Regions from separate parts of the Homo sapiens genome. Here region 2 is linked to region 1. Evidence: chromatin loops called from intact Hi-C (ENCODE). Cell type or tissue: CD14-positive monocyte. All regions are shown on one strand.

Evidence for each region. Peaks named below come from ENCODE experiments on the same cell type or tissue, not always from the same donor. Only the 100,000 strongest peaks of a DNase experiment are listed, where the experiment ranks them.
Region 2: it touches region 1 in a loop (2.0-fold over the local background); 1 of 110 quality-filtered maps calls a loop at or near these places.

The regions. Positions count from the first base shown.
Region 1 is chr7:24,832,348-24,836,347 of GRCh38, forward strand. OSBPL3 (oxysterol binding protein like 3) reads right to left here. Exons shown (of 23, transcript NM_015550.4): 15 at 2,139-2,389. Among named protein-coding and RNA genes, the nearest start is that of GSDME, 77 kb to the left of the region's middle. RefSeq lists an enhancer at 2,128-2,237. In CD14-positive monocyte, no CTCF peak of the experiment used is centred here; DNase peaks (open chromatin) are centred at 264, 1,394, 1,954 and 3,884; H3K4me3 peaks cover 1,623 bases; H3K27ac peaks cover 3,212 bases.
Region 2 is chr7:24,785,962-24,789,961 of GRCh38, forward strand. It overlaps a transcript of GSDME not described here. Among named protein-coding and RNA genes, the nearest start is that of GSDME, 30 kb to the left of the region's middle. RefSeq lists a silencer at 3,615-3,815. In CD14-positive monocyte, CTCF peaks have their summits at 2,298 (motif pointing right) and 2,501; DNase peaks (open chromatin) are centred at 540 and 1,210; H3K27ac peaks cover 2,328 bases.

The DNA of each region.
Region 1 (4,000 bases):
AAAAATACAAAAATTAGCCGGGTGTGGTGGCGCACGCCTGTAATCCCAGCTACTCAGGAGGCTGAAGTAGGAGAATCACTTGAATCTGGGAGGTGGAGGTTGCAGTGAGCCGAGATTGTGCCACTGCACTCCAGCCTGGGCGACAGAGAGAGACTCTGCCTCAAAGAAAAAAAAAAAAAAAAAAGAAGAAGAAAAAATCAACTGCACTCAAGTCAGTCCTACTTGTGACTGCCTGTGTTCTTGAAACCTGGGTGTCTGTTCCTCTTCCTGCTTCTCCACATTGGTGACCTGTGAAACAGTACAGCCACACTGTGTATGGAATGCTGAATCAACCCTTAATCACCTTCACCATGTAAAATAGAACACAACCGATGAAAGAACCTAGTGCCATTCATGATGTTGTGGGGAAGACAGAGCGAAGGGGAGGCAGAAGGAAGCACTCTCCCTGTGGGTTGGTGGCATGAGGGAGAGTCCAGGCAGGGGCATAAGCAGACGTGCAGGACAGTAAACAAAACCCATGAGATAAGACTCCTGCTTAGTGGTTATGTTGGGGATGAGAAGCCTCTCCTCAAACCTCTGCTCAAGGTCAATTACACTGATCAATCAGCTGAATATCCTAAGGGTCTCTAAATTGCCACAGCATGAAACATCTTTAAGAAACTTTCATCCTCAAAGCCAATCATTTCCTTTAAAGAAAAGAGCTGTCCACAAATGCTGACTTTTAACACTTGCTTAGAAGCTATTTCTAGAAGATTTGCCTTCCTTTTATTCAGCAAAAATTATCTGGGGACAAGTAACAAAGAAGAGTTTAAAAAATACAGCTTGTTTTTGTCTCCTACCCTGATTATCAGTAACAAGAAAGAAAGTCTCTTGGGCCAGGTACAGTGACTCATGCCTGTAATCCCAGCATTTTGGGAGGCCAGGGCAGGAGGGTTGCTTGAGTCTAGGAGTTCGAGGTTGCAGTGAGGTAGGACTGCACCGCTGCACTCCAGCCTGGGTGACAAAGACCCTGACTCAAAAAAAGAGAAAGTCTCTTTGATGGGGAGGCCCTGGAGACTGGGCAGAATGACTATGGGCTATCCCTCTCAGACAGCAGTTAAGATTCCCCCTTAATCTTCAAATCATTGAAGTAATGATGTTTTAATGAGCGCTAGAACTGCAGAATGCTTAGAATGTAGAAAATAATAGCATCCTCTATCAATGGGGAGTGTCGGCAGGGCTAGGTCTGTGAAGCCGAGGGGGCACTCCAATTCCAATGTAGCCAATTGGCAAATGCCCAGGAGAGAGACTCTGCATCTGGGGGACACTGCTGTCCCAGCATCCCATAGAGACAATGACCTTACTGCTCTAAGGTCACTGAATATAAGGAAGCAAAAAGCGGTACAGACACCCACGTTCAAGAACAAAGTTAGTCACAGTCATAGAGAGGGCTGATCTGCCCAGAGTCTTGCCCTTTGGGTACTCCCTTCCCAATCTCCCTACCCATGAGATGGGGGAAAGATGAGAAATACTTGGAAGCCCTTTTAAAAGCCAGCATGCTGTGACTGGAGCTGATGCCCAGTAGGGAAGAGAAGGCTTTTCTACGATTTTTTTTAAGTACTCTATAAAATAAGAGGGAGAGAGAAAAAAAGAATATTTCTGATGTGAAAACCTCCTCTTGTGAACTTTATTTTCCAAAAACCTAGGAGCTGATGGGACAATTCCAGAAATAAACACAAACATTCTCAGGGGAAACTTACCCTGGATGAGAAAAACAGCTCGAGAAATTAAATTCTGTCCACCCAGGGAAGTAAAAATAAACATGCAGACAGCCCTAAAGACATGTTTTCCAGCCGGGCACATCGGAACAATCAGCCAGAAGGCTTCTGGAGAAAGAGGAAGCACAAACCCACAGAACAGAACTACCCCAGGCACCAAGTGCCACGGAGAAGCACCCCAACCCCGTCTCCAAATCCTCACAAGGTGACTGGAAACAGCCAGGCGGAGGAAGCCAGACAGCTCTGAGTAATGAACCTGTTTACGGAACAATCAAAATGAAACCGGAGGGAACAGGGGCTGTCTCTCTGATGGGCCCCGTGAATGGCCTCGTGGCTTGGGGACCGAGGCTGGACAGTGGCAAGGGAAGGCTGACTCCTCACCATCCTTTCCAGGGGGCTGGGAATCTGCGCGGCCTTGTCCAGGAGCTCGCTGTACTCCAGCTCCTCGCAGAGCCTCTGCAGCGTGTTCAGGGGCTCGTTCAGCTCCACCGGCATGGCCACCTTGGACAGGTCCTTCCCGATGTTGTTCCTCAGGATGTTCCACAGGCTGATGTTACTGCTGCTCGGGCAGGGCGCCGGCAGGCACGTTCTTCTCCGGGACTTCGCTTCCCGACCACTATCAAGGACAGGCCCTGAAAGGGAAAGAGGCCTGGTTGTCTCTATAAAGCTTTTCATTTTATTCTATTATTTTTAATCCACGAATAAAACCTTACGTAGCAAGTAGTCAATGTTACTATTAAACTCAGTTGTTCAGAGTATGGCTGAAGTCAGAAAACCGGCAAAAGAATTCTGAGCAATTAAATACCAAAAATGACACACACTAAAACCCATCGACTTTATTCACAGGGAAGACCTTGAATTGCTCCTCAAAACCTAGTTCCTCATAGCTCATACACACTTAGAATAAAACTGGAAATTGGATTTCTATGCCTATAGTTGCTTATTGTTTATAAAAACTTGTAAACTTTTTAAAAAATCACTTTAAATTCTGGTAAAACAATTGTGTTTATTACAGGAAAACTATAAAGGAAATAATGGTCTTTTCATTGCTCCACCACCCCAAAATAGCAGCCATTTATATATTAGAGTATCTTCATTTCGTGTTTTCTCCATTTGTGTTGTTCATACTGTATACGTATTTTATATTCTGCTTGTTCAGCTAACAGAGTATTTTTCCATATTATTTAAAATTTTTCTAAAACATCAGTTTTTGCTCAATATCACTAATCATTAGAGAAATGCAAATCAAAACCACAATGAGATATCATCTCATACCAATCAGAATAGCAATTACTAAAAAGTCAAAAAATAACATGCTGGTGAGGCTGCAGAGAAAAGGGAATACTTATACACTACTGGCGGGAATGTAATTAGCTCAGCCATTGTGGAAAGCAGTTTGGCAATTTCTCAAAGAACTTAAAACAGAACTGCCACTCAACTCAGCAATCCCATTACTGACTATATACCCAAAGGAATATATATTGTTCTACCATAAAGACGCATGCACGTGTATGTTTATCACAGCACTATTCCCAACAGCAAAGACATGGAATCAATTTAAATGCCCATCAACAGTAGACTAGATAAAGAAAATGTGGTACATATACACCATGGAATACTGTGCAGCCATAAAAAAGAATGGGATCATAGCCTTTGCAGCAACATAGATGGAGCTGGAGGCCGTTAACTAAGCAAACTAACACAGGAAGAGAAAACCAAATGCATGTTCTCACTTGTAAAGGGGTACTAAACGTTAGTTCACATGAACATAAAGAAGGGAACCATAGACACCAGGGCCTACTGGAATGTGGAGAGTGGGTGGAGGGTGGGTAGTGGGTGAGGATCAAAAACCTACCTATTTGGTGCTATGCTTATTACCTTGGTGATGAAATAATCTGTACAGCAACCACCGTGACATGCAATTTACCTATAGAACAAACCTGCACATGTACCCCTGAACCTAAGAGTTTAATAAATCATTTTTAAAGACTGTAAAATATTTTTTGCCTATATCTTTATTTTCTTAGGATATGAAGAAGCGGGATTACTATGTCAACAACTCTGAATGTTGTTAGACTTCTGATTCACATGATCAGACTGCTTTTCAAAAAGGCTGCCCCCAACTTCCCCATTTATCGGCAGCAGATGTGAACATCCATCTCCTGAGGCCTCTTCAGGCTTGTCATTTTCATTTTTAATTTCTGTCAAATTGTCAGGTGGACAGTGTAACCACCTTGTTCTAG
Region 2 (4,000 bases), 46 kb before region 1:
AAAAAGAAAAGAATAATTGAGGGCAGATCTTGCAATCTATAGGTAAGCTCCGTGAGGGCAGGGCTGTGTCTGGCACATGTCTGGTGGTCACGAATAGTTGTTGATTGACTGCAGACCATTTCTACTTATTCTGGGGATCATAGAGTGGCAGTATAGAGCTTTAATGATAATCTGTCCATCTGCTGTTGGGGCACGTGAGATTTGCAGAGGTAAGTGGCCTACCCAAAGTCTACCCACTAACTAGAGATAAGTTCCCCAATTCCCATCCTGGGGTTCTTTTCTGTGTACCGGGTTGCCTGTGTCCACTTCAAAAACCCGAGGAAAACTTTGGAATTAAGATTAAAGAACAAACATTTAAACTTGGAAGGGAAAGGGATATTGGAATCACTCTGCTTGTATCTTGTGTTGTAGCACAAGGAGGTGCCCTTGGAAACATGCAGACACACTCGTAGCCCTCACCATCAGCAGTGAGTTGTGAGAGTTTGGTCAAGTTGCTTAACTTCCAGTCCTTAGTGAATGCTTCTGACAAATGGGGATTGCCTAAATGGGGTTGTTGTGAGGCTTTCGGAGTGGGGTTGCAAAACTCACACTACAACTCAGAAGTGAGAAAAAGATTCTGTCATCTTGTCAATGACTGACCTGGTCCTCACGAGCCCTTCACATATTGGTGAGCAAGAAAAAGTTAACTGAAGTTCGAACTTTGTTTAAAATTTAGTCTAAATGGGTACAGAGTTTCAGTTTGGGATGGTGAAAAAGTTTTGGAGGTGGACAGTCGTGATGGCTGCACAGCAATGTGAATGTGTTTAATATTACTGAATTGCATACTTAAAAATGGTTAAAATGACAAATTTATGTATATTTCATCACAATAAAAAAACAGCCTAATCTGATCATGTAGGCAGTCGGCTGTGGTCATGCACAGTTGCTTTTGGAGAGATGACCTCTCTCTTAATTCCCTGGGTTCTGGCCTCACTGTTACTCCCTAAGATTGTATTTGGATGTGGTGGGGGCACTGGAGGTGGTGGCTTATGCGATCTGTGGCACTGGAAAGAGGTGAGGGCCTTGGGCATGATTTCCTTGGCCTCCTCTGGTTCCCTTAACCAGCCAAGTACTGCTGGCATCTACTCTCCAACCTTTGTCTCATGCCTCTGGGCTGAGGAAACACGAGATACTGTGACACATCAAAAATTTCATTGTGACCTAAGTTGGGCAGCAGCGTTGTGGCTTACTTAGCATGGAGAGGAACCATGAGTCACGCTGGCTGCCACGTCCTCTCATGTGCATCCAACAGGCATCACAGGGGAAGGAGGGAACATGGCCCCTACTCATTTTCAAAGACAGTACAAAAGCAATAAATGAAACTCAATGAAAAGAAGCACATCGTTGTAAACCACATGCCATTTTTGAGGTCCTAGAATAATCATGAAATTAGAAGGTGGTGTCCCAGCTATGTGCTGATCAAATGCTGATCCACAAACCGTATGGTGCTATCTGGGTCTGAACTACCTGCCGGGACTTGGTGGTAGTGGTGGTGGCAGTGGTGTGTGTGTAACTTACCACCAGGACATTAGCCAAATCTGAGAATCACTGCTTATGTCGATATACCTTTTCTAGTCTAATATTTGTTTAAATTACGGCAGTTAATAAAGAAGACAGCATGCTCTTGGCTCATTAAAGCCATTACAACAGTAATAGTATCATGGAGAACCAAAGAGGTTTTTTTTTTGTTTTTTGTGGGTTTATTTTTATTTATTTATGTTTTTGAGACAGAGTCTCGCTCTGTCGCCCAGGCTGGGGTGCAGTGGCACAATCTCGGCTCACTGCAACCTCTGCCTCCTGGGTTCAAGCAATTCTCCTGCCTCAGCCTCCTGAGTAGCTGGGATTACAGGCACGTGCCACCACACCCAGCTAATTTTTGTATTTTTAGTAGAGACGGGGTTTCACCATGTTAGCCAGGTTGGTCTCAAACTCTTGGCCTTGTGACCTGCCCACCTCGGCCTCCCAAAGTGCTGGGATTACAGGTGTGAGCCACCACACTGGCCAAAGAGTTTTTTAAAAGCACAGTTGATCATAATTTGCCTTTGGTAAAATAAATGGGAGCCAAAAGCACTGAACAAATTCTACCCTCTCCAAGGCTCTTATGCGTATCTACTTACTGAAAATGCGTCCAAACACTCAGACATGAACTATTCTGGTGAATATAAAGGGCTTATTTTTCTATTTGCCCTGGCTCTTCCCCTGCCCCAGGGACTGAGCCCTAAGAACTGCACCCTGGGGCTCTGGGGCTCTCTCGGGTTCAGCCACTAGGGGGCACTGCGATGAGTGGTGCCCCGAGGAGACAGGGCCTGGGATAGTTCTTCCTTACTCTGGGCTGAATTTTTCTGGCAGACGCCGCATGTCTCTCTACAGCTGTAGCTCCCGATGGCTGTCCCCTCCTCAGGAGCTCCAGCTACTGGCTGGGCAGTACCCACTTCCCACTGTTGCTAATCTCTCGGTGACTTCAGCCTGCTCACAGCCTTATAAGTAGTCCCTTCATTTAAGTCTCTCAAACCATCTGAGTTGGATTCTGTTTCCTGCAGGGGCACCAACTAATAAGCCCATAAAAAGAAATCCTTTACTGCTATCATCTAAGGGGACAGTGATGTCCTGATGTGCTAATCACTGACGGACATTAACGGTGATAATGCTGGTATTTCACTGGTATGACTCAATTTCTAAACTAATGGCTTGGAACTTATGCCTCCAAATTGTATTGCCTTCTCAAAGCTGACACCTTAGGATGTCTCAGTACCATCATGTTAAAATATTCCGAGGCTGCCTTTAAAGATATACTTTAGTGCCCATAACACATTATTTTGAATAATGCTGAAAAACAGTCCTCCTTTAATGGCAGATTTGATTCAGTTCAACAGGCAATATCACAATATGCATAGGAAAATTGGCAATAATTTCATTATGTTCATATGCAAATTCCACTAACTGTTATGCAAATGTCTTTTATAGCTTGTTTTTCCTTTTCTTTCAAGCCAGGATCCAATCAGGGTTCGTGAATTGCTTTTGGATGTCTCTTTTTAAGTGTTTTCAGGGATGCAGAGATGTGACTTTATGTCAGTAACTCTGCAATATAGTGCATTGTGTAACACCATTAATATATCAAAGGAAGCAAATGGAACTTTAGGGAGTGCTAAGGGTGTTTCTGGTATTGCAAAAGACACAACTCAGGTATGGGAAATGAGTTAATTATTCATAAGGGTGAATATGTTGGTTTGAGTAGTAAGCATTTTCCTTTTTCACATTAGGACACACACACACACACACACGCCTGTGAATGTAGCAGGACGAGCCACAGACAAAACCCCCCAGACACAGAGTTGAGGAAGGAAAGGGCTTTATTCGGCTGGGAGCATCGGCAGACTTATGTCTCAAAAAACCAAGCTCCCTGAGTGAGCAATTCCTGTCCCTTTTAAGGGCTTACAAGGGGGTCCGCGTGAGCAGGTCGTGATCAATTAAGCAAGCAAGGGGTACATGACTGGGGGCTGCATGCACCGGTAATCAGAACGGAACAGAACAGGACAGGGATTTTCACAATGCTTTTCCATACAATGTCTGGAATCTATAGATAACAGAAGCAGTTAGGTCAGGAGTTGATTTTTAACTACCAGGCCCAGGGCGCAAGCTGGGCTATCTGCCTGTGGATTTCATTTCTGCCTTTTAGTTTTTGCTGCTTCTTTCTTTGGAGGCAGAAATTGGGCATAAGACAATATGAGGAGTGGTCGCCTCCCTTATTTCCACCTTTGAGAATCTCACTGAATAGTGAGAGTTCTCACTTTCATTCTCACTACCCATGTCTTCTTGTAGGACAGATCGATAGTGATTCATATAGTACACTTGTGCTGAAGCATTTTGGTGAACTAAGGTAGCGATGAAGGTTTTTTATCATTTGAAGGAGTACAGGTAGCAAACAAGGGAGTAGTAAGCAGGTTCCTATTACTATTATAAT